Regions from separate parts of the Homo sapiens genome. Here regions 1, 2, 3, 4, 5 and 7 are each linked to region 6. Evidence: chromatin contacts called from ENCODE Hi-C or POLR2A ChIA-PET data. All regions are on one chromosome and are shown on one strand. The core of a region is the stretch at or near the end of the contact, and the rest is flanking DNA. Distances in the headings are between cores, read along the strand shown.

Region 1 (3,704 bases), core at 150-2,649, 1.4 Mb after region 6:
GGGAGCACCTGGGACAAGCAGAAGGAACAAGCCCCCTGAGGATGCGGAAGCAGAGTGACCAGGCCCATCGCAAGGCAACCCCTGAGCGAGGGATAATGCAGGACCTTATGAGCAGAAGCGGGGCTAACAACCAGCAAGGCCAGAGGACAGGCAGCCCTTTGCCAAAGGTGTCGACTTCTGCCCAGCTTTCTCTTGTTCTGGCAACGGCTGTCAGTGTCTGTTGGTGGAAGAACATGCCCCTGGTGCCAGAAGGCTGGGGTTTGAGTCTCATCTCTTTCTCATATCTGTGTCTTGGGGGAGGTTACTTAACTTCTCTGGGCCTCAGTTTTCTCCTCTGCACAGCAGAAATATAATCATATCTCTCTCACAGTTATTGTGATGAGCGTGGCAAAGCATTTTTTGTAAACTACAAGGAAGCGGGCAGTGGCTCCGAAGTTGTGTGTGATTGGACCTCACAGGACAAAACTGAGGTAACAGAGGATCACAATGCACCTTTTTCAGTTTGATATAATCATCTTGAAATTACATTTATCAGGATCATACAGAGTCTTCCCAAAACTGAAGGCCATGCATAACTTGTCCACCTCAAGCCCTTTGAACAGAGAACATGCATGTAGAGACTTCCAGAAAAATCCAATAACTGTTATCCAAATGGTCAAAAATCCAGCTGGGCTCAAGTGAGGTAACAGACATAGAAAACTGTGAAGAGTTAAAAACATGATGATAAAAAAGGACTTTGTTGGCCAGGCGCAGTGCCTCATGCCTGTAATCCCAGCACTTTGAGAGGCTAAGGCAGGCGAATCCCTTGAGCCCAGGAGTTTGAAACCACCCTGGGCAATATGGTGAAATCTCATCGCTACAAAAATTAGCCCGGCATGGTGGTGTGCACCTCTAGTCCCGCCTACTCAGCAGACTGAGGCAGGAGGATCGCGTGAGCCCAGGAGTTCAACGCTACAGTGAGCTGTGATTGTACCACTGCATTCCAGCCTGGGTGACAGAGTAAGAGCCTGTCTCAAAAAAAAAGGCTTTGTAATAAACTTTTCTGATGTTTTTCAGAATTCAATTTGTATAAATTTGAGACATCTACATTTCACAAATGTGATTATCCCATGCGATAATAAAGGAAGGTTTATCCCACTATTTCCTAAGCCTGGAGCTTCCTTAGACTTGTACGTAATTCCTGGTGCCCCTGACAGGCACCTTTCCAGCCTCTACGGAATCTTTAGCAGCCCCACGACACCAGGCTGAGCCTCGTGACATTGTGGCCACCAAGCGTGGGAAGGAACTACTAAACTTCAAAGTTGACTCAACCAAAAGAGAAAAATCGCAAGTCCCCGATGGAAAGGTGTTGATGGCTCTCTTTTCAAACACCTCCACGCCTGGCTGGGCACAAAGGCCTGACAGTGCCCCGAGCTACATCAACACAAGCTGGGTTCAAAGACTCACAGGTCTAAGCATCCTGGGCACCACAGAGATAGGAAAGTCCATGTGGAAACAGATCGTCTTTTCTATCAACCATGTGTGAATTTTGAACTCCTTTTCTTCTCAGTGTTAGAAAAGGAAAACCAACCCACTTTGCGGTCTCTCTGCGGTGTCTTTAGAAGGCCAGTTCCTTTACGTGCCTCTCAAGCCCATGCTGAATTTCTCTGTTCTCGTCCTAGTGCCTCTTTTGACAAGCCACGAGCCTCACTCAGCCCAGAGTGACACTTATCACTGGGCCGTGTGAAAACTGGGGGGCTGGGGAGGAAGTGAGAAGGATGCGAAAGCCGAGGCGGGAGGAGGGGGTGCCGCCTGAGGCCCTTGCGGCCAGCAGTGGAAACGCAAACTTGACATTTCCATTTTCCATCACCTTCTGATCTCAGGCCCCCAGTGCGATGCGATGCGCTGGCTTTTCATTTCCACTCCCTTTCACACCCAGCACATTAAAGGCCGCTGCAAGAACAACAATGGAAAAAGGCTCAGGGCTTTAAATCACGAAGCCTGGGGAAATTCAACAGTTGCTATCTCCAGCTTCTCTACCCAAAGCACCAAAAAAGCCTTCCCTGAGGGAGTCCAGGCCCCCTCCCAGGGCGGGCGGCAGGAGTACTGCTTTTGATCATCTGTACTTCTGCGGCCACTCTCAAACTTCCCTCCCCAAACACCACAGCCCGGCTGTGAGCTGAAAGAGCTCCCTTTGGCCCTCCATCAGAAGCGGACTTTCTGACCATTCACTAATTCTAGCAAGAAGGTCCACTAAGTATTGTAAAATGTATAGCTTCCCGCCTGCTTTTTCTCTGACCTAGTTAAAAGCACTGTGTTGGACATACATCTTCTCGACCATATGAAAAGTGGGAATAAATGTCTTAATTGGTACCAAGTCCCTGAGCACGTGAGCCAGCTTGCTAGATGCTCAGACAGGACTCTACAAACATGAGCCCAGGTCATATATTTACTAAGATGTGCTCCCAGGTGGCTCTCAAATGGCACAAAGAGGAAAGACCCCAGCAGAAATCAAGATGGGTGGGAAGCTGTTCTTTTCATGAGAGTGAAAAGACTGGAGCTATCTCATTTTGGGCTGAGAAGCCCTGGCTGGCCATAGCACAGCTGCCAGTAAAGGGAAACAGCGCCACAGGCTGCCTGGAGGAGCTGGTCTCCTATGCGGCAGACACTGGCTGTCAAAGGGTTGTGTGGCCCCAACGTGAAATAATGGCTGTACTTATGAATTGGTTTGTTTATATGCCATCAACCAGGATGCTCTGCCAGCTTGCTGCTTTAAGAACGACAAACTATTGAATGCAATTGAATGCCTATCGAATGCAAAGACCTCAGGGAATTTCAGACACAGGGAGAGGGTGAGTTCCACGGTCCTCTCAGACAGAAAAGTTTGGGTTTACTGCTAGCCAAAAACCAGGAGTACAACAGGAACTGCTGACGTCATAAAGCTTGGCCAGAAACGTAGTCAGGTAGTGCCCTGAGCACAGCCTAGACACTGGCGCTCTAAGAAACAGCCCTTTGCCCAAGGCTATCTGGAAGAAATAGAACAGGGCACAACACAATAGTGTGGCAGGAAATCAACTGAGTGGGTTGGCAAAGAGCATCTTTCTTAAAAGAATAGAAGAGAACATAGAGTGTACCCTAGGTAATAAGGGAAGTATTATTTTGTAAAACATTTAAGTTTTATATATTCATATGTATGAATATTACATAGATATGTAATATATACATTATTATACAAATATGCTACTATACATATATATACACACACATGCATGTATAGAGTGGTATGGCAGGTTGTATTTTTCAAAAGTGATCACACTACTTCTCATCTCACATGTTCTTCCAGAACCTTGCCACTTCCTGATGAAGAAGTGAAATATATGTCCTTCCCCTTGAATTTGGATGGATCTTTGGGACCAGCTTAATGAAAAAATATGCAGTGGAAATGGCACCATGTCACTTCCAAGGGTCAGCTATAAAAGGTGATCACAGCTTCTGTGTAGCTGCACTCTGTAGGAATGCTTGCTTTTAAAATCCAGCCAGGCCGGGAGCAGTCGCTCATGCCTGTAACCCCAGCACTTTGGGAAGCAGAGGCGGGTGGATGACTTGAGGCCAGGAGTTCGAGACCAGCCTGGCCAATGTGGCGAAACCCCCTCTCTACTAAAAATACAAAAATTAGCCGGGCATGGTGGCACACATCTATAATCCCAGCTACTTGGGAAGCTGAG
Region 2 (4,266 bases), core at 786-3,285, 1.3 Mb before region 6:
AGAAACAAATGCAGAGTTAGGACAGCTCTGCCATTTGCTGTGTGACCTTGTAGTCTGTGCCTCAATTTCTTCCATGTGTAAAGCAGGAGATAATCATAGTCGTCACTGCACAGAGTTGGTATGAAGTGTAAGTTAGTTAACATATGTAAAGCGCTTCCAACAGTGGCAGATAATAAGAACTGCATATGCTTCTGCTAATATTTTTATGGCTCCAATGAATATGATCCAGAAGTAGATGGCAGATAGGTTAGGTTAAGAAAATAGGCGGTTTTTTTTTTATGATTTCATTTATTTCTTGGGGAAAGAGTTATTGACCTTGCTCTTCAAACAAACCTATAAAATACTCCCAAAGATGTAGAAATTGGTATTGTAGACACTTGATAGACATGAATTACCTGGGCAGACTGCAACTTGGGATTTGTTTTTGACGTTTTTGTTCAGGGACTTCTTAATTTGTAAAGTCAACACATTCAGGCTCCAAAAATGCTAAACTAATGCTTACATTGAAGCTCAATTCCCTTTCTTCATGAGCTCTTGTGTTGTGGGAGATGATCTCTACTGCTCTTGCTGTGTGAGTACACACCTGTGTGTGTACCTGTGTTTGTCTACCAGACACAATTCTTACTCAAAGCCTCTTTGTGGGAAAAACAAAACAAAACACCCAAACCTACTGATAGGCCTCAGTGACCAAAGACTAGAAACTTAACATTCCCTGACATAATTTTGATTACACCCTTTTGACACATTTGTGTTCCAGGGTTCCGATAATTCAGTGGGCCCCCAGTGAAGAGCTAAGCTATCTCCTAACAACGTTAATGCCAACTAGAAATATTCCCAAACACAAATCATTGATTGTTTTACTCTGGTACTAATTGAAATAGAGCAGAAACCAATTTCTTTAATTTATTTTATGACATGTTTTGATGGACTTTACCTACACAGAAGAGCTATGTGTTCTGGTTGAGGAACGACACTGCAAGAAGCAGCATATGGTAGAATTAAGGACGCAGGCTTTGACATTAGACCTTACTTTAAATAATAGCTCTACCAGTGACCAGGACTGTAGGTAATTTAATTCTCTGAGGTTCAGCCTCTTCAAGTATAAGGTGGGGAAGGGCTCGAGGATCATGGTGGATGATCCTAATTAAGGTTTGAGGCTTGCACCTGCATAGGGAAGAATGAGTCCCTAAAGCCATTCCCTGCTGGTTAAGACAAGTCTCATTAATTGTTCAGGAAAGTCTTCAATTAAATTGAAGGTCTGGCATACTGCAATTCCTGCAAGTTCTTAGTTATTATCAGCTCTGGCTGGTTAGAAGCAGCTATGATAAACACGGGCTTCAATTTAGCTATCTGGAAGGTAGGTGCTGCTGCAAGTGGAAAGTTTGTCTTTAAGAATATGCGCTGCAATTTGCTTTATTCACTGATGATTATATTGATCGGAGTTGTCTATGTTGATACTTGTAGGGGATGAAGGAGAGGGAGAAGTCAACGATGACAGCAAATTTTAGTGTAGAGCAACTGAGCGAATGGTGGTGCAGGAAACACAGAAGAGGAGCGGCTCGGAAGTGGGAATGGAGATAACATCATACTGTGGACATTCGGAATCCACAGAGCTGCGTGGAAATCAGATTTAACTTGCTCTCTCTCCCCATTTAAGATGCTTCTCAAGTAGCCTCACTCCCTAAAACAAACGGATATTTGGCATTGCGCCACATTATTCTGCAGCTGCCATATTTTCTTGCAGGTGGAAGGCAGGCCCTTCCTGGTGTAAACAAACAAGATCGGGCCAGAGTGACAATCCTCCCTGATGGCCCGCACCTGGTTTATACCCTCTATTAATGGGGTCCTTCAAAATCATCAGATGCCCTCCTCCCGCAGCGGTGGCCTCCACCTCTGGCCTGGCCCAGCTTACGTGGTCCAGCTTGTGCAAGATCCAATTCCAACTCCGGGTTTCCGGCTTTTGGCCACTCAGGATTGGACCTGGGACTGGAGCTGGTCGGCCCTGCAGGTGCTGGGCCTGGGGACTGAGGAAGCACAGAGATTCCCCGCCCGGTTCCCCGCCAACGGCGCTAGCCGCGATGCCCCGCCTCACTCCCCGCCCCCGGGATGCAGGGCGCGTGCTGGTAATCCGCGGCTCAAGCCCCGCCCCCACTGTCCCCATTCTCCGCTCACCTCTCTCCAAGGACACTGCGCACGCGCCACGACGTCCCGCCTTTCTCCCCGCCCTGCCGCGGCCCCGGGGCGCAGCGCGCACGCAATCGCGTTTCCGGAGAGACCTGGCTGCTGTGTCCCGCGGCTTGCGCTCCGTAGTGGACTCCGCGGGCCTTCGGCAGGTCGGTGCAGGTCTTTGGAGAGTATTGTTTTTATTTTCTGCCACTTTTAACTTTTAGGGATTATTTAGGAGTTTCACGGCCGTCTGCTTTTCGTCCCCCCGATTCAGCGGGCCTTTATGCCGTGTGGTCGGTGCTTTTCTCCTTGGGTATTTTCTGCTTGTCTTAAAAGAGGCTGTGGATGCTCGGAGCACCTGAGCTCCTGAGGCAAAGGCTTACCCTTGTAGCATAGTGTTGCCTCGTTTCCTGGTGGTTTTGTTGCTCCAGCTCTTTAAAAGCCTCCCTTACTCAGTGCCGCCTCGAGTTAAGAACTGTGGGCAAGATCCCAAGCCCGCTGCCCTTCCCCGTTTTATGGGAAATTAATTCTTTCTTTTTTTGGGGGGTGGGGAGGGGTTCTCGCTGTGTCGCCCAGCCTGGAGTGCAGTAGCCTGAATATGTCTTATTGCAGCCTCTGCCTCCTGGGCTCAAGCCATCCTCCCACCTCAGCCTCCCAAGTAGCTGGGATTACAGGTGCATGCCATCATGCCCGATTTGTGTGTGTGTGTGTGTGTTTTAATAGAATATGGGTTTCACCATGTTGACCAAGCTGTTCTCGAACTCCTAACCTCAGGTAATCCGCCTGCCTGGGCCTCCCAAAGTACTGGGATTACAGGCGTGAGCCACTTTGCCTGGCCTAATTCTTTAAACAGAATAAACGGCGTATGCATTGCTTTCCATCTTGTTAGGTTCACTGCATACAGAATACTTTTCTGTAAGAAAATAGGAGCTGTTTTTCCAAGGGTGCAATGTCACATGTGATTCTGACTTGAGTTTCCGTGTATTTTACCCTCCCCTTCTGCCCTCCTAACGAGAACTGTGAGTTGGATGCAGAAGTTTCTAAAAAAAAAAATTGAGTATTGAAATTGGCTGTTGCATCAGTGAAGAAAAGCAACATCCCTACCACCCCTCAAAAGAGACATTAAAGTAGTTGGATTAAGGGCACGGGAGTATTTGCTTTCCGATTTAGTGATAATGTGAGTGCTTAATGAAATGACTAACACATTCCCTGATTATAGAGCTGGTCAGTGGATCTTGCTGAGTTTCCTGTGGACCTATGTGAAATGATCGGCATCTGTTCAGGGTTTACTAGGTGCTAAGCACCTTTACATGTGACATCCATTGAATGCTCACAACACCCCCAGGAAATTGGTACCAGTGTTATCCTCATGGTACAGTGAAGGATACTGAGACTTAGGTTGCATAGCCTGCAGGTTGGACACACTTCTTTCTGACTGCTGGGGAGCTGTGCTTTTAACCACTGCTGATCCGGCTTGTTTTCCCCAGATGCAGGCCTGGGGTAGTCTCCTTTCTGGACTGAGAAGAGAAGAATGGAGAAGCCCCTCTTCCCATTGTGAGTAGACAGTAAATGGTTAGAGAGTAGCCAGGAGCTTCTGGAAACCAGAGTTCCTTTCCTCAGCTGAAAAGAACCCTAAGAGTAGACTGCCTGGGATGGCGTGCGGGATGGGAGGATCACTGGACCTGTGGGCCAGAAACTTGGGTTTGAGTCCCAGCTCTAGCTTTGCTTAGTTGTGTGACTCTCAGAAAGTCATCCAACCTCTGTGGTGCTTATTTTCAGTGATAGTACCTGTGGGCACATAGGACCTGTGGGGAATGATTACCTTTTAGCCCCATCCTATGACAATATGGTTTGTTTTTAAATCCAGGTTAGCACTGACTTCTCACTGACTTCTCTTGTGTTTTCAGAGTGCCTTTGCATTGGTTTGGCTTTGGCTACACAGCACTGGTTGTTTCTGGTGGGATCGTTGGCTATGTAAAAACAGGTAGGGTTTTGTTGTTACTTAGCCTCTTAACATCTTCACGTTGTTCCAGTGAAATGTGAGTGCCTGTGTCCCTGAGAAGCAATCTCGTTTGACTCAGCTTTGCTGTAGGTCCCCAA
Region 3 (4,150 bases), core at 1,278-3,777, 1.3 Mb after region 6:
AGGTGAGAAATGTTTCAGAAACTTTAAAAGTACTCTATGCAAATAAAGTATTATCTTTAACTACGGTTCAGTTTATTTTACTTTAGTCAACAACAGACCTTATTCAGACTGGCTCAAACTAAAATGTCAATATACAATGCACTCTTAGTATTTCCATAAAAGAAAATCATGGGCTGGGCATGGTGACTCCTGCCTGTAATCCCAGCACTTTGGGAGGCCGAGGTGGGTGGATCACTTGAGGTCAGGAATTTGAGACCAGCCTGGCCAACATGGTGAAATCCTGTCTCTACTAAAAATACAAAAAATAGCCAGGCATGGTGGCACATGCCTGTAATTCCAGCTACCTGGGAGGCTGAGGCAGGAGAATCACTTGAACCCAGGAAGTGTAGGTTGCTGTGAGCCAAGATCACACCACTGCACTACAGCCTGGGCAACAGAGTCAGACTTGGTCTCAAAAAAAAAAAAAAAGAAAATCATGACCAGAGTTATCGCAAATTTACCCAGAAGCAAATTTACCTAGATAATACATGAAAACATATGGGTTCAATAAAAGAAAAAAATACTACTGACTTTCTTAAGAAACCTTTCAAAAACTTCTGACGCTCAGTGAAATATAAATTTGAAAAATCTTTTCTCAAAATACACCATTCTGCTTCACCACATCACTAAAAAATACAGCAAGTAACCAATGCTTCTGGATGTCTTTTAAGAAAATATTTACTTCAGAACATGTGGAGTGATTGAGAACCAATGAGATTAATTTTTAAAAGTACTCACCCAGACGGTCATCTTTTAGGAGAATTTCTAATGATTTCTTTTCTTCAACTCCACGAAACCCCACTTTCTCATAATATACTGAACGAAAGTTTCTCTGAGAGTCCTCAGTCATATTTCATTCTTGGAGGAGACACAGAAAGACAGAAAGGGAGAGAAAGACGAAGGGGAAAAGTGAGTCTAGAAACAAAGAGTCAAGAATTAGAATAATTTTCAATGATGTTCTCCACCTTTTCAATATGATGTACCCTTGCATAGGACCCAATATTAAATTTTTCCTTTAACTCAGTTCTGCAACTATCTCACCTATGCATCTTGGCTAAAAACCAAGATATAAGTTAAAAGTTCTCTGAGCTGATAAAATAGATGGCACAAGGTTTATGCACTAGGTTTCCCACTATACCTATGAGTGCCTAGCACAATAGAACATTCTGTAGCTATTATAAATGCGCAAAGAAAAAAAATAAGTGAAATGGAAGCCAGGCAAGATACGTCAAGCAAATTATACTCAAACAGTATACACTATGATTTCATTTTTTGTTTTTTACAAATTTCATGTATTTTAAAACTTAACACTCTATTCCAAAATGTTAGCAATGGTTATCTTTAGATAGTAGGATTCTAGATGATTTTAATTTCCTTTCTTTTGCTTAGCTACTTTTTTTTAAATGGGCATTTTGTAAAATGAAAAATTAAGTTATATAAAAGTAAAAAGCCACGAGTTCCTCACTTATCTTTCTTTTAAACACAATTCTATTAAGTGTAGCTATCGAAATTCAAAACCCACAACAAATAAATCGCATTAAATTATAACTAGAAGAGGGTAAAGAATGTAGCCAATTGACAGTGATCCCAAAGTCAGAGTTGAAGACGGAAAAACGATTTAAAATCTACCGCAAGAACTCAAAAAGTTCAGTGGTCTCAAGTTCCTTCACAGTAACCTTCATAATACTGGCGGTAATTCATCCAAAAAAAGACCAAGTTAGATTTGGCGTTTCAAGAACAGAAAAGATCTGATGCATTTCCCAAAAAGCACTGCACTGCCTCACCCAAATGCTTCCAGCGTCTGTGCACAAAAGAGTAAATCTTTAGGTTTAAAAACCCTGCGACGTCCCCAGTGAGCAGGGGAGGGCTTCCTTCCTTATTGAAAAGATATCCTCTGAACCGATTCAGTCACAGGAAAGATTAGGATTCGTTTAGAAAATGAAATGCTAAAGGGCTCTGAGCTTTCGGGAGCAGATGTCTTAAAAATAAAAAAGTCAGCAGCATAAAACGCGTAATGAGTGTGGGGATTTATTTTTTTAAAGCATCCAAACAGCTGCATGACGATTTGGTCGGTCCCTGTTGTCTAAGGACACCCATTCTTAGATTGCACTACAATGACAAAGGCGTCCTCTAGGAGGAAATGCTGCAAATAATATCTCCTGCCCATGCGCGTCCACCTGATGGGAAAAGTAAAAACACCCTGGTCCAAGACCCCAGGTCCCATTCTCTCTATGATGGATGCTTCACCTCTAGTAGTGCAAACACACCCGGGTTGAGACTAAGTGGTCCGGGAGAAGCAGAGGAAGCCGTGCCCTGTGCGCTGACCGACCGCCGGGCAGGCGGGCACCGTTGGGGCCCAGGGCCAGGAGGGACGAGTCCTGCGGGAAGGAGGGAGGCGGCGGGGTACCTGGGACACCCGCGCGCGCCCAGACGGCCCGGGAGACAAAACTCAGCGCCGCTGCCGCTGCCGCTGCCGCCGCCGCCGGACGTGACATCAACTCCAGGTCGCCGGGCGGGCGCCGGGCGGGCGCATGCGCAGAGGGCGCGGGCAGGAAGCTCCACCCTCACTCCAGGAAGCTCTGGCTTCGTTTGTGAAACCCGACGGGATGAAGGGCTAGGCTCGCCTCCAGAGTAGTGTAGTTTCTCCCGCCGTGGGCACCCGGCCCCTTGCTACCCCGCAAAATCTCGCGACCATTTACTCTGGCCATCCGAAGGCGCGTGCCTGGGTTGCACTCCCGTGTCCGGCCCTCGAGGTTCTTGCCTAGGGAAGACCCGAGCCCTAGGGCCGTACTTAAGCTGCCTGCGTGCAGGACCCGGGTTTTGCTTTTGCTAATTTCCTCCCCACCCCAGGTATGTGGGAATAGATGAAGACCATCCGAATGAGAAGAAAAAAGGCAGGCAGAGGAGTGCAAGTCTGATTTAGAGCAGGCAGGCTCCCTGGGTTGGTTATTGTAGGTAACTGACTGGTTTTCTGGGCAGGTTGCTGCAGGTTGTGGATTGGAGGTCTATTTTTATATTAGATTTGGCCATTGTCTTAGTATATTCAGCCTCTCAGGTAAAACACTATAACATAGGAGAAAAATGAACGTGTTTTTTTTTTAAAAAAAGATGTGCTAAATGCAAGCTCCTAATTTGTTATTAGTAGGTCTAACAGAACAGAGTTACTCTTTAAAGTAGCTACTAACACTTACAAATGCTTTCTATTTCTGTGCTTGCCTCCCTGGTCCTCGGGCTGGCTGAGCAGCAGTGCCCAAGTAGGTTTTTAAACCGCCAGGGTTTGAGAGAAATCCCCAATGATGGGTATCGTCCCTTTGAAAGTTCAAATCTCTACCAAATAAGCCACACGGATGCCAAGCTTTGAAGGAAACTTAGGACTATCAACAGTGCAGAAGTCCAGTTATAGTGCAGACAAATGTGTGTATAATGGCTAGACAGAACTTAAAAATGAAGAAACGTGTGGTGGTTGAACTCAAACACTGATGCCCCTCCCCACTCCCTTACCACCACCATCTTTAGTTCCTCAGTACTGGGGTACTAAACCTTCCTTGGGTAGTGTTCACATGAGTAAGCAGAGTTCTTCAAGTTACCTTACACAAGTTCCATTTACTTCATCTAAACCTTGGGCCGGTCACTAACTTTTATAATTGCCTTTTCTTGTCTTTAAAATCATCACCAGGGCTGGGCACTTACTGTGTGCAGGCGCTGTTCTATGGACTCAGGATACATCAGCTACCGAAGCAAAGATCCCTAACCTTGTGAAACTGACATTCTGGTGGGAGGACAGATCCAATAAAAACTAAAATAAATAAGTCAATGATGTAGTGTGTTAAAAAGTGATCGGTGCTGGCTGGGCGCCGTGGCTCATGCCTATGATCCCAACACTTTGGGAAGCCGAGGCAGGCGGATCACCTGAGGTCAGGAGTTCGAGACCAGCCTGGCCAACATGGTGAAACCCTGTCTCTAGTAAAAATACAAAATTAGCTGGGTGTGATGGCACACACCTGTAATCCCAGCTACTCTGGAGGCTGAGGCAGGAGAATCGCTTGAACCCGGAAGGCAGAGGTTGCAGTGAGCTGAGATGGTGCCGCCGCACTCCAGCCTGGGCAACGAG
Region 4 (4,292 bases), core at 1,781-4,280, 1.5 Mb before region 6:
GGCAAGACTTTCCCCTGAAAACCAACAGGGAAATAGTTCAGTATCTGAAGGGATTTAAAGGGAAAAATATCACCCCCGGAGTGCTGCCTCCTGACCACGCTGTTGGACGGACTAAATACGTCCACCAAGAACTGTTAAACCACAAAAATTCCTACGTGATTAAAACAACAAAATTAAAAACTCCTCCTCCTCATGACATGGTGATTTACTTTGGCACGGCCTACGTGGCTCTCACAAGGGACTTTGCTAACTTCGTCCTCCAAGACCAGCTCGCACTTGACTTACTCTCCTGGTCCAAGGACACCTACAGCCCCGACGAACATTTCTGGGTGACACTCAACAGGATTCCCGGTATGTACGTCTCTTAACTTTTATTTTTACGAATAAACACTGCATGGTCAATACTAAATAAGTTGCTTTGAAAAGAGTGGAAAAAATGGGACAAACTTCTTTACGGTTTTAAATGTCAAATTAAAAAAAAAATTTCATCTGTAAAATGGTAAAATGGAGATGTGTTATATCACCCACTCTTGTGAACCGCTCTGTTCACAGGACAAAAGACCGAAGGAACACTGGCCATATAAATAAAAACGTGACCGAGCACAGTGGCTCAAGCCTGTAATCACAGCACTTTGGGAGGCGGAGGCAGGTGGATCACTTGAGGTCAGGAGTTTGAGAGCAGCCTGACCAACATGGTGAAAACCTGTATCTACTAAAAATACTAAAAAAATTAGCCAGGCGTGGTGGTGCATGCCTGCAATCCCAGCTACTGGAGAGGCTGAGGCAGGAGAATCGCTTGAACCCAAGGGGCGGAGGTTGCAATGAGCCAAGATTGTGCCACTGCACTCCAGCCTGGGTGACAGATCGAGACTCCATCTCTAAATAAATAAATAAATAAAATGTAAACCTTATTCTCCTTTAAGCGCAACGCATTTAAAATCAGGAATATGTATTATAAATAAAATTTGAATGACAATTTGAAGATTTCATAATATTTTTGTCTCTGTTGAAGCTCCCATCCTTTTGAAATGGGAGCAAGATACAACTTTCAAATTTTTTATTTGCAAGCTCTTTTCTGGTCTTGAATCAAAAATCTAAAGCATGGCCAGGCATGGTGGCTCACGCCTGTAATCCCAGCGCTTTGGAAGGCTGAGGCAGGAGGATCTCTTGAAGCCAGGAGTTTGAGACCAGCCTGGGCAACATAGTGAGACACTGTCTCTATTTTTTTTCAAGAAGTTAAAACAAACAAACAAACAAAAAAACCTTATTGCACCTTAAAGATTTCTAGGCTGAGCGCAGTGGCTCACACCTGTAATCCCAGCACTTTGGGAGGCTGAAGTGGGCGGATCACAAGGTCAGGAGTTCGAGACCAGCCTGGCCAACATGGTGAAACCCCGTCTCTACTAAAAATACCAAAAATTAGCCAGGCGTGGTGGCGCATGCCTGTAATCCCAGCTTCTCAGAAGGCTGAGGCAGTAGAATCGCTTGAACCCAGGAGGCGGAGGTTGCAGTGAGCCAAGATCACGTCATCGCACTCCAGCGGAGACTCTGTCTCAAAAAAAAAAAAAAAAAGATTTCTAGACTAGTACCTCCATTTTATAGATGAAGAAACTTCAATGTGATTACATGATGTGCTCAAATCCCACAGCTAGTAAGCAAATGCACCAATTATAAACCAGGTCTCCTAAGCCTGATGTTCTTTTTAGGTTGACTTTCAATAAGGTCTCAATTGTTGCTAAATCAATTCCATCTCTCCTTTGGTCCAAGTTCCAAATGATTTTTGAATAATCTCAAGTTGTTTATAGTGAACCAATTTAGTCCTGCTAGTTCAATTCAAAATAAGAATTCATATTTGCAGTTCAAAGGAAAAAGTAACTGGAACCTGTATGAAGATCACAGTCCTGGTTTCTTTGGATTGCTGGTTCAACCCTGGATGCACATTACGATCATCTGGGGCTTCTAAAAATAACTAAGCCAGGGCCTGTTTCCCTCCTTGGGGCAAGACCTAACTATTGATATTTGTACAGCTTCCAAGTGATTCTCATGTACAGCCAGGGGTGTAAACCATTGCAGGTGCTTGTTTTAGATATTGGCATACAAAGCTTCATAGGCTTAGAATTCTCTTTAAGTCTGTGATTTTCTCAGAGCCAGAAGGGGAAGTATAGTGATCAAAAGAAATTAGGGCTCAGGAAAGTCTGGTGGGGAAAGCACAGAGCTGTTTAAATAGAATTGTAGTGTCCAGAGTAAGGGAAGTGAAAGCCTCACTTCTCTCCCATGTGCTTGGAGTAGGATGTAGACTCTTCAGGTCTGGCCACCCTACTATACGGGGAGACATTGACACAGCAGTTCCAAAGAGAGCAGCCAGGGAGGTAAAAAGGCCAATCCCCACTTTTTTTTTTTTTTTTTTTTAGAGAAGACCAAGACAAAGAAAAAGGATAATTGATTTGGAAAAGACTTGAAGAGGGATCGGTGTCTTTACCTAATTAAAAGATTTGCTCAGGAAAGAGAAATTAGACCAACTCTGTCGTTTTGGAAGTAGAATCTAGGGCCAGCGGGTGGGAGATGAGAACACATGGAGCTGGGAATAAAACGGGCAGCTTCCTCAATGGTGAGCAAAGCCAAGGGAAGCAGGGCTGGGGAAGTGCTGCTGAGGAAACCTCAAGGATTGGACCGGATGGCCTCCGAGTCCCTTCCCACTCTCAGAGTCTGTGATCCTAATCAGGGGACTCAACAGAAACTTAAGGGAAACCCCCTGACTTCTCGACTCGATGTATCTATTGGAGCTGGATTTTTACACCCCGTGTTAGCAGTAACAGATTGGCAAAGCAATAGAAAACAAATGCACCAATTCATGTTTTTCAGAAACTTAACAAAAGTTAGCCCCTGAAGTCATTTCTGTGTTATGTGTGTGGAGGAACACTGCCGGAGGACCCTGACCAGCTCTGCCAACTCTTTTTTTTCTTTTTTTGGATCTCACTCTGTCATCCAGGCTGGAGTGCAGTGGCACAATCACGGCTCACGGCCTCAACCTCCCAAAGTGCTGGGATTACAGGTGTGAGCCACACAGCACCCAGCCCGTGCTGGTCTTGACCTCCCAGGCTCAAGCCTTCCAAGAGGCTGGGACTACAGGCATGTGCCCCCATGCCTGGCTAACTTTAACTTTTGTAGAGACGAGGTCCTGCTGTGTTGCCAGTGCTGGTCTTGAACTCCTGGGCCCAAGCGATCCTCCTGCCTCAGCCTCGTGAGCCACCACATCGGGCAAGCCCTGCCAACTCTTTCCTGACCTGAGGCAGGGCTGAATGTAGGAGGTTAGGGAATTAGAAACCTAAGGGTTGTCTTGTTTAATTATTATTCCGGCTATGTGGAGATCTGAGCCATTTTCCGTTGTAAGGGTCCTTCTGGTTGATGTGTATATGTTGTGGTTTTTGCTTTTTTTTTTTTTTTTTTTTGGCAGGTGTGCGAGGGACATTTTGAGATTGTTCCAATTCATTGTCATGATTGAGGGATTATGATTAGGATTCTGTAAAGTAACTAGTCCAGGCCAGGTGTGGTGGCTCACGCCTGTAATCCCAGCACTTTGGGAGGCTGAGCTGGGTGGATCGCCTGAAGTCAGGAGTTCAAGACCAGCCTGGCCAACATGGTGAAACCTATCTCTACTAAAAATACAAAAATTAGCCGGGTGTGGTGGCACGTGCCTGTAATCCCAGCTACTCGGGAGGCTGAAGCAGGAGAATCACTTCAGCCTGGGAGGCGGAGGTTGCAGTGAGCCAAGATCCTGCCACTGCACTCGCGTCTGGGCGACAGAGTGAGACTCCATCTCAGAAATAAAAATTTAAAAAAAAATTAGTCCAGAAAAACATCTCACAGCTGAAGTGGTCTCATGGGAAGGGAGAACAGCACTGCCCAATAGGAATGCTATAATGGGAGCCATAGATCTAAAATCAAATTTTAGATTTTCCAGGAGCCACATTAAAAGAAGTAAAAAGAAGCAGATAATATGAATTTAAAGAATGTATTTTATGCCAGGTGTGGTGGCTCTCGCCTGTAATCCCAGCACTTTGGGGAGCCGAGGTGGGCGGATCACTTGAGGTCAGGAGTTTGAGACCAGCCTGGCCAACATGGTGAAACCCCAACTCTACTAAAAATACAAAAAACTAGCCAGGCGTGGTAGCTTGTGCCTGTAACCCCAGCTACTCGGGAGACTGAAGCAGGAGAATCGCTTCAGCGATTTAGGAGAACCAGGAGGCAGAGGTTGTGGTGAGTTGAGATCATGCCACTGTACTCCAGCCTGG
Region 5 (4,154 bases), core at 1,489-3,988, 1.3 Mb before region 6:
TGGTGCTTACACCATGGTTTCCATTCTAGAACCAACTATATTCTAAAATTCCTGGTTGGAACAAAAGTTACTTAAGCAAGTAAAAGTGTGACAGTCTGGTAACAGATTCTAAATAATCACCTTTTTATGGTGATAAGCTAAAATTTATTTTAAAAAGTGTATTAAACAAGTATTAATACTTCTCAAACAGCAGTTGAGATGTCCCTGGGGTAAGGAGACAGGGCACCAGGGACATTCCAGAAGTAACAGAATATACAAAGCATGATTTTGAAAGTTTTAGCGGTTTTTAATTTGTGGATGAGGGTGTAACACTTTTGCATTAAAATAAACAGATATGTTGTGGAGTAAAATGCATAAAGGCACATTTTTAAAGATAAAATGTGAAACTTACAATGTCCTGCTTACTAATACCTTGTCTCACGTCCAGAGGACACTTACTTCACACTCCTCTAATCTTAGTGGTTCTCTGGTGGAAACTTACACATTACAAAAAAAGTAATCTATTCTAAATCCTAAAATAATTTGATTTTTTGTAACACAATGAAGATAACTAGCACAAAGTAAAGAAAGAATGACTTTTTTTTTGAGACAGTCTCACTCTTGCCCACGCTGGAGTGCAGTGGCGGGATCTCGGCTCACTGCAATCTCCACCTCCCTAATTCAAGCGATTCTCCCGCCTCACCCTCCCGAGTAGCTGGGACTATAGGCGCCCACCACCACACCCAGCTAATTTTTGTATTTTTAGTAGAGACGGGGTTTCACCATGTTGGCCAGGATGGTCTCGATCTCTTGATCTCGTCAAAGTGCTGGGATTACAGGCATGCGTGAGCCACTGCGTCTGGCCATTTTATTTTATTTTTTGAGACAGAGTCCTGACCTCAAGCAATCCGCCTGCCTAGGCCTCGCAAAGTGCTGGGATTACAGGAGTGAGCCACCGTGCCCAGCCAAGAAAGATTTTGGAAGAGTGAATGAATACAAGGATTTCCACTAGACTGAGAATTAGTTTGTCAACAGCATTTCAGTGTCTTGAGAAGTGTTTACATTTGGCGTGGACAAAGCTGGCAGATGACGTAGAAAGTAAAAAGTTGCCTCTTCAAAGTTTCCCTTCTTGTTAAAGAATAAATCATAAATGTTAGAAACAATAGTTTCTTTTAAAGACTAACTTACTTCAAGCCTCCTTGCTTTGTGCTAATAACTCTGTTAAGCCCTATTGTATGTAACTGCGGGACATGCTCACAGGCCCAGGCACGTTCCAGCTCACAGCCTGTTTAGCAAATCGGGTATCAGTTTAAGATTATGAGGTCCAGCCCCAGCCAACGGATGCAGGACACAGCAGTAAGGACAACCCAAAGGCGTAAGGGACAAATATGTCTGCTTTTCCTTTGTTCAGGAGTGCTCTCACCATCGTTCCATCTGCAATTGAGCACCCTTTCTGCATAAAGTAAAAATTGCCTTGCTGAGAGATCTTTTGTCTCCATGCTGACTTTTCTTCGTGTCACCAATTATCTATTTCTAACAATAACAAGGTCTTTTCTGCACTGCAGTGACAACCAAAGCATCCCAAATGAAATCATTTCTGCAAGACCCAAACTAGCCTCTATTAACACGTACTAACAATTCAGAACACCAGAGAAGAAAAGTTATTGGAAACAAAAGGGTCTAAGCGCTGAAGCACTGTATCGCACTTGAAATGGAGGCTGAAGATTTGAGAAGGATGGACTATGCATCTTGTTTACCAAATGACCTACTACGGTGTTTATGAGAACTATACGAACCAAGATTTACTCTGTTGGGAGCTTGTAGGAAAGCTGTAATGTCTAAGACATACCTGAATCTCTAAACCTTATTAAATAAAACTTTTTTTTTCTTTGAAAGGGGGCCTGGCTCGTCCCCCAGACTGGAATGCAGTGGAGCGATCTCGGCTCACTGCAGCCTCGACCTCCTGGGCTCAAGCAATCCTCCCACCTCAGCCTTCCGAGTTGCTGAGGCCACAGGCGGGCGTCGCCATGCTGGGCTAATTTATAACATTTTTGTAGAGACGGCATCAAAATATGTTGCTCAGGCTCACTTTGTTTTCCCAACTCTCAAATGAAGGCTCTGGCCGGGCGCTGTGGCTCACGCCTGCAATCCCAGCAACTTTGGGAGGTCGAGGCAAGCGGATCACCTGCGGTCGGGAGTTCAAAACCAGCCTAGCCAACATGGAGAAACCCTGTCTCTACTAAAAAATACAAAATTAGCCAGGCGTGGTGGCGTATGCCTGTAATCCCAGCTACTCGGGAGGCTGAGGCAGGAGAATTGCTTGAACCCGGGAGGCAGAGGTTGCGGTGAGCCGAAATCGCGCCACCGGACTCCAGCCTGGGCAAAAAGAGCGAAACTCCGTCTCAAAAAAAAAAAAAAAAAAATGAAGGCTCACTGCTCCCTCCCCAGGAGGTGCCGCAACCTTGGCCAATACAGCCCCAGAGTTAGACAAGCAGACAGAGAAAGTGTGCAGGGCTGGGGTTCTGGCCCGGGCAGACGGGAACGCGGACACATCTAGCACTCCGAGTCCGTCAAGGCAGCGCGAGCGCTGCGCCGCTGGAACAAGTCACCGCGAACCCTAATCCCACCCCTCCTTACCCTATTAACGACAGAAAGCCTCGTTCCGCTGGTCCCTGAACAAAAACTCCTACCCTACTAGTACACAGCCCACAACAATGCACGCTGCCGGCGCTACAGCCCCTAAGCAACCGGCCGGAAGTCGGCCCCACCTCCTCCTGATGTCACGGAAATGAAGGGCTTCGCAGAGGATGTCCCGCCCGCTCCCTTCAGACGGGCGTAGCTGGCACCTTCCTGAGATATGCCTGCTTGCCCCCGATTTTTTTCTCCTTGCAGTGAGAACCTCCTCATGTGGCATCTTTACTTATTCTCTTCTTGGAAAATCCATGTGACCTCCCCGCGCTTAAAGTGTTTCCACGTTACAGGCGACTTAAAGGCAGCCCTGGAGCCTGACGTATAATTCGAGCGCCGATGCAGAAAGGAGTCAGGTGTTTTTTTTTTTTTTTTTTTGGTTTCCGGTTCTGTCACCTCCAGGCTGAGCCGGGCTGGCGGAAGAGGCACGTGCGCTGCTGAATGGAGCTGGTCGCTGGTTGCTACGAGCAGGTCCTCTTTGGGTTCGCTGTACACCCGGAGCCCGAGGCTTGCGGCGACCACGAGGTGAGATACCGCGTAGTTAGAGACAGTCGGAGGCGGGGCCGGGAAGGTCGGGTTTGGTTCCTACACAGCAGAGGTGAACATTGGAGCGCCTGCTGTTCACTGGATGATTTGATGAATCAAACCTAAGAGACTTAAGAGAAAAGCTAACCTTTTAAACCGTAGAATGGACATTTTATCAAAATGAGGCAATATCTGCCTTTTCTAGTAGACAAAAGGTCCACGGGACACAAAGGAAACCGGCATTTCTGCATACGGACAAATGAGTCGTAGATTGTGGATTTAAGGATCGATCCCATAAGTTGACAGTATTCAGAATTTAATGAAAGAAGATCTCGCTCTTTTGCTGAATTTCTGCCCTGGAATTTTACAAATTACTAGAACTAGATTAGGATAAATCCCTTATAGGTAAAGCGATACCAATTCATTATTTGTTGGGAACTTATGGCGAGCTGGGCGGTGGAGATGCAAAGATGCTGGAGGTATGGATCTTGCCTTAGAGACGTTGCCTACATAAGGGGTGGAGGACTGAGGAGACGCATAGATGGAGAGAAATTACAGCAGAATATGATATTACTAGATGTGTGAATAGATAAAAAGGTCAAATAAATTATCAGTAGTCAAATAGGTAGATAGGACTATACTCACGACTAGGAATCCGACCTCCTAACATCTAGCTCACTTTTATTCTTGAAGCAATTCTAAGCATTTTCTAGAAAATTGAGTACAGTACTTCTTTATGAAGTCAAGGCGTCGGTCTTTAATTATCCAGAAAATTTGGAAGTATATCACTTGGCCTATTGCTTTCGTTTATTTTGTTTCCTACTCCAGTTATTTGCTCTTTGTCTTTGGCTGAAAAGTGATGTGTTTTGAATAGTCAAAGATGATGCTATTTAATTTTTTTTTTTTGTAGTGAAATTACTTAACTGTGTTCCAGACACACAGTAGTCCTCACAGCAACCCTC
Region 6 (4,319 bases), core at 1,497-3,996:
ATTCACCCTCTGCTTCATTTTTTTCCCACGCTGTGTTTATTTGATACATTTTGAGAAAATATATTGGATTTGCCACAAAACAAGCCTAAAGAAGCTACTTTATAGTATAGCCAGGTTTCCCTGCATCCTGATATCTGGGAAGAATTGTAGGCAGAATTAGGAAAAGAAACTGCATTTAGAAAATTCAAAAACTTACTAGGAAACTATTCTGTATTGTATATATTTCAAATAAAAGTTTAATATCGGTTTGCTGCTCAAGGAAATAGTTGAAATGTCAAAATTTACCTATCGTAATTCGAAATTGCATGTATGTTTTGTTAGAAAGTTCGTAGTAATGCTGAATCCTACATAAACATTGTGTTGACAGTATGTTGTGCTCAACAATTATTGGGTTAAACGTTATTCATTCAGTTAGCATTTTTCACTTCCAAAGTGATACAAACTTCACTCATTATCACATTACCTTTCTCCTGACAGATTAATAGCTATACGTTCACAGTTAAATGCATGTTTACTTTTGGATTCAAATAACCCAGTTGGGAAGTTACATTATATACTTTTTTGGTGATTGCAACCTATTGGATATCATTTCATTTCACAAATGAGAGATGGTTATAGCACAATGAAAATAAAAATTGCATTATTTCATCGTAGGGTTAGCATTAGTATGCTAGACATAATTGTACATGTACACAGTTGGATGATCTTTGCTTTTATAACCAAATTTACTTTGTAGTAGGCATATTTCTCCCTTTACATGATATTATTTTTGGCTACACACTCGCCATTACTGAGTATTCCATTTTTAATCATTCCCATTCTGGTGGTTTGAGCTTTTCTTAGCTCAAATGAGCCAGAGGTACGATTTCCTCAGGGGAATTTTAGGGGTCAACTCCAGCAGGAAAAACCTAGACGTCGTTATGGAAGCCCAAGGGAACAAAACAATTCAAGTTTGCACAGATGGCCAGCTGTCTTAGTGGTTGTATGGTCGTTTAGCATTTTTATTCCTTAAAAGGGGAAACCAGTTTAGTTTCATCAGGGATTTTTTTTTTTTTGCATCAATTTTGTTTCACCTTATTCCTCTCAAGTTTGAGGTGGCCCGTTAAACCAGCCACTTTTGCTTCTTGAGGTGGACCTGTGGAATTTCTGTGCCCCAAACTGCGAACGTTCTTTAGGTCTAACCCTGAAAACCTTCGTTACCCTGGTCCAGCCCCTCTTCACTGCTTTGCCATGGATTTCCACTCCTTGCTTTCTCTACTGCTTTCTAGCAGCCGGGGTCACACCTTGGTTCATGCTAATTACTCCCTCTTCCCCTTTCACGCTCTCCCCTCTTCCCTGGAGCCCGGTCCGACGACCAGCCCCGCACCCCCCTTTTCTGTCCCCGAAGTCCCCTCCCGGGTTGGCCCTATAAGCTGTCAGGCTGGCAGGCAGGGGTTAATTGCGCTCGCAGCTTCGGCACTGGGAAGCACCAGCGGGGCTTTGGAGCGGCCTCTGGAATAACCTTGGCTTTCCTCGCTCTTTTAATAGAACATCCGCCACCAAAAAGTGGTTTCAGTTCAGGGTTAACATGTCCCCTTCCACTCTCCAAACCAACACCCTGCCCCCTCCGTTTTTTTAAAAGTTGTTTTTCAAAGTTAATGAGTTTTAAGTTTCACAATGACTTTCCCCTTCCTTCTACGCGTTGCTGAGGAAACCCCCTTGGGGTCCCCCCCCCCCCCCGCCTCCCCCTCCCCCATTCTGCCCGGGCGAGGGGCGGGGCCGGGAGACCCCATGACGTCAGCGGCCGGCCCACATCCTGCTGTAGAAAGTAAAGAGACGGTAAAGAGAAACTACGGCCCCGCCCGTCCCGTCCCTCTTCCCGGACCAACCGCCCCCAACTGAGCGACCCCGCCAGGCCTTCCCGGGGCCGCGTGACTGGCCGGGCCCGCCCCTCCGCCCCCGCCGTGTGCTGGTTCCCCAGGCGTCGCGACCCAGGGCTCCCGCCCCCCGCGTCCCTAACCCCGCCCCTCCCCCCCGGGCTGCGCTGCCACCTCCTCCCGCGTCCCCCTCCCGTCCCTGCGGCGGCTCGGCCGGGCGGGGCGGGGAGGGGCGAAGCGGCGGGTAGGTGGCGGGGCCGGCGCGGTCTGGGGCCCGCCCCGCCGGGGAGACCCGGGGCACTGGCTCCGGGTTCGTGCCGGGCCGGGCGCCCATCCAGTCCCTACACCCGGTCAGAGCTGGCGGCCGCGCCGGCCCAGCTGGGCCCCGGCGCCTGGGCGTCCCGCGCCCCTCGCCCCGGCCTCAACCCCAGCCCCCGCGGGGACGCCCCCTCCCCCGCCCACGCGTCGCCGCCCGCGGCCTCCCCTCCTCCCGCCCCCGGGGATCCCCTGCCGCCCCGCCCACCCGCGGGAAAGCCTCCGACCTTCGCCCTGCCTCCCCCGCGCCGCCCGGCCCGCGTTCCTCCCGCCGGCCCCAAAGACGCTAAACGTGCCCTACTCTGCCCCGGGGGAGAGGTAAAGCCCGCGCCCGTCCTTCCCGCCCCGGGCCCCGCGGCCCCAGGGTCTGTCCGCCCGCCCCGCCGCGGCGCGCGCCCCCCAGCCCGGCTGCCCGGCTCCCTGGCGGCCGCGATCATGCCGTGGCTCCGGGCGCCGGCGAGCTTCGCCGCCTCCTCCGCCCGGCGGCTGCGGCCCCCGCCCGCGCGCCCCGCGCTCCCCCCCCCGCCCCCCGGCCCGCTCCCCTGTTTAATATTTCAGTGCTGGGTGGTGTGAGCGCCAGTCGCCGGCCTTCAGCGTGGCGGCTGCTGGGCGGCGGCAGGGTGGCGGACGGAGCGGGGGACCGGGGAGCGGCGGCCGCCGGAGGAGGTTATGTTTGTGTTTGGGGTTGTCAAGTGAAGGAGGGATCCCAGGCGCCGCCGCCGCCGCCGCGCGGGGGTCGCGGAGATCCCGAGCCGCGGCCGCCGCCATCAGCAGCGCAGCTCCAGGGCCGGCTGCAGCGGCAGCGGCTCCGCCGGGCGTCCTGGCAGCAGGTTCGGCGCGGGCTCCGCGGCGGGGGCGCTGCAGCTGGGGAGGGCGGCGGGGCGGAGGGGGGGGGGGGCAGGAGCACATCCCTTCGGCGGGCGGGGGGCGTGCGGGCGCGCGTGTGTGTGTGTGTGTGCGTGTGTGTGCAACCGCCGACCTTGCAGAGGGGATGGCTGCGTGCGGGAGACCCTTGGCACTTCTGGGCGCCCTCGCCGCGCGCGAGCCGAGCAGGTACAGAGGGACCCAGCCTCCCCAGCCGCCTTCCAGCCGCAGACGCATTTTGCAAGAGGGTGGGGGGTGAAAGAGACCAGGCCTCGGCATCCCAACCTCCCGGCTTTGTGGGTTTCTTTCCCTTTCGTTCTTTGCTCTAAGTGCCTGTTTACTCCCGGCCACCTGGGTAGTTTCTTTCCGGGTTGGGAGTGCGCGCCAGCTGCAGTTGGGAAGGGGGCGGTGGGTTGGGGTGCGGGTCGGCTCGGGCTCGCCTTGGGGTCGGGCTCGGGAAGGAGTTGCTGGCTGGAGAGGGGAGGGGGCGGCGGCGGAGCAGGCGGCGAGGAGGAGTCTCAGGGCTGCCGCGCTCGCCTCATCTCGTCCTCCTCCTCCTCAGCTCTCTGCATCCACTCCAGGCTCCTTCCTGAGCTGGCACTTCCATTCCCCCCCTCCTCCTGGCATGCGAAGCGCTTTGTTCAGTGCAGCGTTGCAGAGGGGTTTTCCCAGGCTCCGCCCTCCACATTCATTCATGTTTTTTCTCCTTGCAACTGTCTTTACGCTTTTTGATCGTGTCATGTTTTTGCTCCATGTAGTATTTATTTCTTTCCCGTAAAGGAACGGTTTATCACTCGTCCTAGTCGCTACAATGCTGCTGTCTTTGGAAATACCCACTTCCCCCCACAAGGATTTAAATATGGGATGGACAGCTAGGGACAGTGGGTAGGCAATGAACGGGGTAGCAGAAAGCCTTTACGGACAGGGAATGTGCATATTTTACATTTATGCTCCGGATCCCATGGGATCACATGATTGGATTACAGTCAGAGTTCACGCTTTAAAAACTTCCAAATATCGTTACCATTTAAAAGCTTTAAGTTTAACAACGAACGTAGTTAAGCATTCATGCAATTTATTTGGTTCAGCTGTGTCTCAATTCTTTATTGAATCAGAACCTTCCTGAATTAGATAGTGGATGTTTCTTTAGAGCAAGGAGCTGAGAAACCCTATCTTTTATAGATCACTTAGCACAATGCTAGATGAAATACTTAGACCATCATTTTTTTTTGTATTATTTTACCATGTAGTTAAAAATTGCAAATAATTTTGTGCTGAGCTGAC
Region 7 (4,147 bases), core at 128-2,627, 1.3 Mb after region 6:
AGCCACGGCTTGTGCCAAGAGCCACGGACAGTTTCATTTGGCACACAGTCTCAAGGAGAAACGGCTCTTTGTTTTCACCAACAGAGGAGATGCCACCAACTCCTGCTCCCCAAATTCCCACACTCCTTTCCCTCTCTGTCAAGGGCAGAGGAAAGCACCTTCTGGCCCTTCTAGACCCAAAACACCCAGCTAAAGACAAAGGCTGCTGACCTTATGTGACCCGGGCAGATTCACTGTCCACACCCCACACCCCTCACCAGGCTCCCCAAAGGCTGCCTTGGCTGGAGAACTTGGGATGTCACTCTGCTGCTTACGGTCACAGAGCTCGAGCAGGCGCTGTCACTTGGGCCATGTGAGCCAGTGACTCATTTTAGGATCTGGTCCTGGGCATCTAAGCTCTTTGCTTACCCTCCTCATCCCCACTGGCTTCCCTCCAGGTTCTTCATTTTCAGACAGAAAACACCAAAACCTTGAGTCACCATAGGGACGTGATAACCACATGACAGGAAACTTATGCAATTCAAGACAGGGCAAGTGCCTGTCATACCCAGAGCTACAGTGCAAGAAGGTCCTCGGAGCTCCTTCAGCGCATCATATGATTTCAGTGTTGCCTCATAATTTTCAGGCGAACTTTCCATTAACAAAGAAAGTGCTTCATTCTCATGAACCCTGACCTCATTTCCTGAAACAGCCTTGACACACAAGCCTGTGTACACACAATCCTCTACACAATTATACCTCGACGCAATCCATCCATTCGATTTGTCAGCAGGCCAAAGCCACACCCCCAACACACACACACTCTCCAACCTTCCTCGGCCTTCCTTTCTCCTGGCCAAGAGGACTGAGATCTTCTCTCATCTGTGTTTAAGGCAAATCTCTAGACGGGAAAGAGCAGAAACTAAATTTGATCATGTTAAATTCCAGCTTTCCAAGGGCGAGGAAGAATCTCACATTTTAGCCGCAATAGTCTGTGACAGGAACCGTGGGTTGTAATATATGAAGGAAAAATTCTGCAGTATCCTGACAAAATGTTTTGAAGAAAAGGCATATGGATGTATTTTTATCAGGAACTGCGCTCCTCACCCAAGACAGCAGGCACAAACATTTTCAAAACACTCAGCTCTCAGCAAAGTGAAATTCTGCTATGAAGCGAAACTGGATGCTCATCCTCTCCATCCACCACTTTCTCAGGATGGGCCTTAAAAAAATCATTCCGCCAATCAGTGTTTTAATAAAAACTCTCAGATTGACTAACTTCAAGAAAAAATCGCCGCCCCACACCCTACAGCCAGAAAGGTTTTACCAAACTGGGTTTGACAGAATATACTTGCAGAATATTTATTTTTAGATCTCTCAGCAGTACAGTAAGAGTCTTTCGTTTCAGATCAGCTGGCCTCCAGCCAAAGCAGCGAAGTCAGAGGAACTTCAGCCCCTAAGCCTTCCTGCTCCCTAAGAGTACCAGCGCTCCTGCCTGGCTCCGGCATAAATGGTTGGCAATAAGTCATTTTTTATTAAAATTTTAACTCTAGGCAGCAATTTTGCTTTAAAAGGTTTTTCTTTGGAGTGCATTTTTATTTTAAAAAATTAAATACTCTTGGATATGTTAGTATTCAGAAGCAGCAGATTTCAACAGCTCACACTTTCTCTGAACTTTTTTTCAACAGATATTTCACACACTAAGGAGGGCCTGAATTCTCAGAATTGTACCTCTATAAGTTCATAGCTGCCCTCGTCTTTTAGGGGGTGGGTGGAAAATCCAACTCACCACTCAGGCTCTTGCAGGTCTGAAGGCTAAACCGGTGTGAAACAAAGGGTCCCCTTTCACTCACTACTCCCAAAGCCGGGAACTATCCAGTGAAGAGTGGCCATGCCATTTACGTGGCACAAGGTGGCCCAGGGGTGATGAGCTGTTCACCTTCACCGGCCATTTCTCTCACTGCTTTAGTGCGTGGCACAGTGCACCCTAACATCCCACATTTAACACCCCATCAAGAAAAATGTGAGTGCAGCAAAATATCCAACAAGTACTTGCTCCTAGGAGCAATTCAAACACATTTTGTTCAATAATGGTTTCATTCCAACTGGCCCAAAGAGAAAAAAGAGTAAGGAATTGTTTAAAGCCTGTTTAGCAAGATGAAGCCTCAGAAGGCAGTTGGCTTGGATTTAAACACGTATTGCATCAACAAAAGCCAAATCTGAGGTGTCAACAAAAGGAAGTCACTCTTATTCTAGAAACAGACCTTGAAAGTAACTAGCTTGGTGCTAATTAGAGACAGGCAGGGCAGGCTTAGTTATGCACTGCTGGTTAACACACCCACTCACCCTGACTAAACCGCTTTAAAATCAGGGAGCTATTTTCTAACAACCCTTTTGAAATGCTATTCAGAGATGAACTTTACATTTCTATGTAACTGCAAGATGCTGCTCGCCAACACAGCAACACCAGGCATTTCAATTAAATAATTTTATTGGGGGAAAAAAACCACTTTGAGCACCAAAGCAAGAAAAGTGTATTATTCAATCAGTTTCCCAGATCACATGCCAAGAACACAATGCTCACTGTGGTGCCTGGCAGACGGTCCACAACCAGCGGGTGCGTTCAGCTTGAATGGACCGGGGTCCCACAGTGTTTGTGCCACAAGTCAATGGCCTTGCTCACGATCGCGTCTGAGCTGTCCTGGGGAATCTGTGGGCAAGCAAATCAGTCTTTGTGAAATTTCAGTGTTGACAACTTCAGTGTCTTCCCTCATTCGCTGTGGCATGAAATCCACTTCCATGGGAGTTTGCACTGTTTTTCAGAAAGTGACAGCATAAAAGACTTGCGTCACATGCTACCTGAGGACATGAAAGGGCTCCAGTGTCAGCCTGCCTGGGTTCAAATCCTGCACTGCTCACTAACTGTGCACCCCCGGGCAGGTTACCTAAGCTACCTGGGTTTCAGATCCCCATCTCTAAAATGGGGGAAATGATAGCCTGACTTCACAGAGCTGTTCACAGTAGGACATGAGGTAACCCATGGAAAATACTTAGCACAGGCTTCGCACTGCTAGCCACCTCTGGTTATAATGATGATTATTCATTTATTCAACGCATATTGACTCAGTACTTTATTATAATTTACCAGGCCATTTTTCAAATGTTAATACTATTTTAAAAATGAATAGATTTTGGATTCTGTGAAAATCATTCAGGCATAAGTCTCTTTAATCCTACTTCTTGCCTGGTAAAGGGTATTCCAAGATACATAGCGAGGGAAAAGTTAATTTCATTACCATTGCCTTTTTCAGCAATATACTAGGTTAATACTGTATATTAATAAACCCAACTGGGACTACACCAGAGACAGTAACAGAAATGAAATGGCTTACAAAATCCTCCAAAATACAGAACCCCTTTTGAACTGACAAAAATTACTCATTGTAAAATGACAGATCCCACCTATTCCTTTTCCTGACATGCCTGCTGATAGTCACATGGAGGATGAGACTCTGGTTCTAAGTGGACACATTCACGAGATGGTCTCAGACCATCATTTCCCAAAGACAGGATGCAAACTAACCCTCAGGCCAACTTTAGGCCAAACTTTTTCAGGGAAAAGTGTTTCTTATAATGTAAAAATACACTGTATGATTTCTCTGAAATAATCTAATGTAACAGGAAAATCTCACTTGCTAAAGTGACTTCATTTCTAGATTCAAAATCAAATCAAATTATTATTTCTCTTAAATAATTTCCCTAAAATAATCATTATTATAATTATTCTCTGAAACATTCTAAGGTATTATTTCTCTAAAATCATGTAATTATTTCTCTGAAATAATCTAATGTAACAGGAAAATCTGACTTGCTAAGGTAACTTCATTTCCAGATTCAAAATCAAATCAAAGCACACTTACATTTTCCAGAAACTTTGTTATCTTCTCTGCACTGTTCAGTGCCATAACTTTTATTTTAAAGGTTAATAAAATTTCGACAGCTACAAAAACTAGGATCTTACAGGATCCACTCACAACTTTATCCCAAACCCTACAAAAATAAGGAGATATAATCAAATTATATGAGTTTCAGAATTATGTTTAGCCTAGACATCTCAAATTACAAAATAAAATCAAATTGCTCCAATTTTATGTAAAAGCTTCAAAGA

What was found. A loop is a pair of places that touch in the nucleus more often than their neighbours do. ChIA-PET counts read pairs that join two places held with the same protein, here RNA polymerase II (POLR2A). Pooled maps may share reads with other maps.
Region 1: a map with no recorded cell type shows a loop between it and region 6 (13-fold over the local background). The contact joins the enhancer-like site here to the promoter of HIVEP1 in region 6. A Hi-C loop is called at or near these places in 3 of 37 single-sample maps with no recorded cell type and 4 of 50 pooled maps.
Region 2: a loop to region 6 is called in a map of CD8-positive, alpha-beta T cell, with 23 times the contacts of the local background. The contact joins the promoter of TMEM14B-DT here to the promoter of HIVEP1 in region 6. A Hi-C loop is called at or near these places in 2 of 168 maps with a recorded cell type or tissue (both CD8-positive, alpha-beta T cell), 1 of 37 single-sample maps with no recorded cell type and 11 of 50 pooled maps.
Region 3: a loop to region 6 is called in a map of CD4-positive, alpha-beta T cell, with 10 times the contacts of the local background. The contact joins the promoter of TBC1D7 here to the promoter of HIVEP1 in region 6. A Hi-C loop is called at or near these places in 2 of 168 maps with a recorded cell type or tissue (CD4-positive, alpha-beta T cell and CD8-positive, alpha-beta T cell) and 10 of 50 pooled maps. POLR2A ChIA-PET finds 5 or more read pairs at or near these places in 1 of 52 experiments (MCF 10A).
Region 4: a loop to region 6 is called in a map of OCI-LY7, with 8 times the contacts of the local background. The contact joins the enhancer-like site here to the promoter of HIVEP1 in region 6. A Hi-C loop is called at or near these places in 1 of 168 maps with a recorded cell type or tissue (OCI-LY7), 3 of 37 single-sample maps with no recorded cell type and 3 of 50 pooled maps. POLR2A ChIA-PET finds 5 or more read pairs at or near these places in 1 of 52 experiments (SK-N-SH).
Region 5: a map of CD8-positive, alpha-beta T cell shows a loop between it and region 6 (21-fold over the local background). The contact joins the promoter of C6orf52 here to the promoter of HIVEP1 in region 6. A Hi-C loop is called at or near these places in 3 of 168 maps with a recorded cell type or tissue (CD4-positive, alpha-beta memory T cell, CD8-positive, alpha-beta T cell and naive thymus-derived CD4-positive, alpha-beta T cell), 1 of 37 single-sample maps with no recorded cell type and 8 of 50 pooled maps. POLR2A ChIA-PET finds 5 or more read pairs at or near these places in 1 of 52 experiments (WTC11).
Region 7: a map with no recorded cell type shows a loop between it and region 6 (15-fold over the local background). The contact joins the enhancer-like site here to the promoter of HIVEP1 in region 6. A Hi-C loop is called at or near these places in 2 of 37 single-sample maps with no recorded cell type and 5 of 50 pooled maps. POLR2A ChIA-PET finds 5 or more read pairs at or near these places in 2 of 52 experiments (OCI-LY7 and activated T-cell).

Annotation. Positions count from the first base shown.
Region 1 is chr6:13,426,637-13,430,340 of GRCh38, forward strand. The region is part of intron 1 of GFOD1 (Gfo/Idh/MocA-like oxidoreductase domain containing 1); the gene reads right to left. Among named protein-coding and RNA genes, the nearest start is that of GFOD1-AS1, 58 kb to the right of the region's middle. RefSeq lists enhancers at 1,193-1,622, 2,633-2,702. Within about 2 kb of position 1,400, at least 16 of the 41 ENCODE cell types and tissues checked have a DNase peak (open chromatin) inside an H3K27ac peak, as active enhancers do.
Region 2 is chr6:10,745,549-10,749,814 of GRCh38, forward strand. TMEM14B-DT (TMEM14B divergent transcript) reads right to left here and starts at 2,036. Exons shown (of 2, transcript NR_187231.1): 1 at 1,913-2,036. TMEM14B (transmembrane protein 14B) reads left to right here and starts at 2,257. Exons shown (of 6, transcript NM_030969.5): 1 at 2,257-2,333; 2 at 3,654-3,720; 3 at 4,074-4,150. The coding sequence starts at 3,698. RefSeq lists an enhancer at 1,817-1,866 and silencers at 1,987-2,216, 2,051-2,271, 2,227-2,286.
Region 3 is chr6:13,326,010-13,330,159 of GRCh38, forward strand. It overlaps TBC1D7 (TBC1 domain family member 7), which reads right to left and starts at 2,528. Exons shown (of 8, transcript NM_016495.6): 1 at 2,287-2,528; 2 at 778-897. The coding sequence starts at 889. TBC1D7-LOC100130357 (TBC1D7-LOC100130357 readthrough) reads right to left here and starts at 2,528. Exons shown (of 9, transcript NM_001318809.2): 1 at 2,447-2,528; 2 at 778-897. The coding sequence starts at 889. It overlaps LOC124901261 (a long non-coding RNA gene), which reads left to right and starts at 2,606. Exons shown (of 2, transcript XR_007059457.1): 1 at 2,606-2,889; 2 at 3,716-3,848. RefSeq lists a silencer at 2,344-2,733 and an enhancer at 2,367-2,873.
Region 4 is chr6:10,529,486-10,533,777 of GRCh38, forward strand. It overlaps GCNT2 (glucosaminyl (N-acetyl) transferase 2 (I blood group)), which reads left to right. Exons shown (of 5, transcript NM_145649.5): 3 at 1-351. Among named protein-coding and RNA genes, the nearest start is that of GCNT2, 10 kb to the left of the region's middle. Within about 2 kb of position 3,031, at least 6 of the 41 ENCODE cell types and tissues checked have a DNase peak (open chromatin) inside an H3K27ac peak, as active enhancers do; they include OCI-LY7, where a contact is called at or near this core.
Region 5 is chr6:10,691,878-10,696,031 of GRCh38, forward strand. It overlaps C6orf52 (chromosome 6 open reading frame 52), which reads right to left and starts at 2,739. Exons shown (of 5, transcript NM_001145020.3): 1 at 2,617-2,739. It overlaps PAK1IP1 (PAK1 interacting protein 1), which reads left to right and starts at 3,095. Exons shown (of 10, transcript NM_017906.3): 1 at 3,095-3,192. The coding sequence starts at 3,109. RefSeq lists enhancers at 2,653-2,702, 2,711-3,313, 2,743-3,122.
Region 6 is chr6:12,009,566-12,013,884 of GRCh38, forward strand. HIVEP1 (HIVEP zinc finger 1) reads left to right here and starts at 2,747. Exons shown (of 9, transcript NM_002114.4): 1 at 2,747-3,001. RefSeq lists an enhancer at 798-1,342 and silencers at 1,672-2,581, 2,762-2,901.
Region 7 is chr6:13,302,499-13,306,645 of GRCh38, forward strand. It overlaps TBC1D7-LOC100130357 (TBC1D7-LOC100130357 readthrough), which reads right to left. Exons shown (of 9, transcript NM_001318809.2): 7 at 3,900-4,029; 8 at 2,564-2,689. The coding sequence ends at 2,603. It overlaps TBC1D7 (TBC1 domain family member 7), which reads right to left. Exons shown (of 8, transcript NM_016495.6): 7 at 3,900-4,029; 8 at 2,453-2,689. The coding sequence ends at 2,603. Among named protein-coding and RNA genes, the nearest start is that of TBC1D7, 24 kb to the right of the region's middle. RefSeq lists an enhancer at 603-652. Within about 2 kb of position 1,378, at least 33 of the 41 ENCODE cell types and tissues checked have a DNase peak (open chromatin) inside an H3K27ac peak, as active enhancers do; they include OCI-LY7, where a contact is called at or near this core.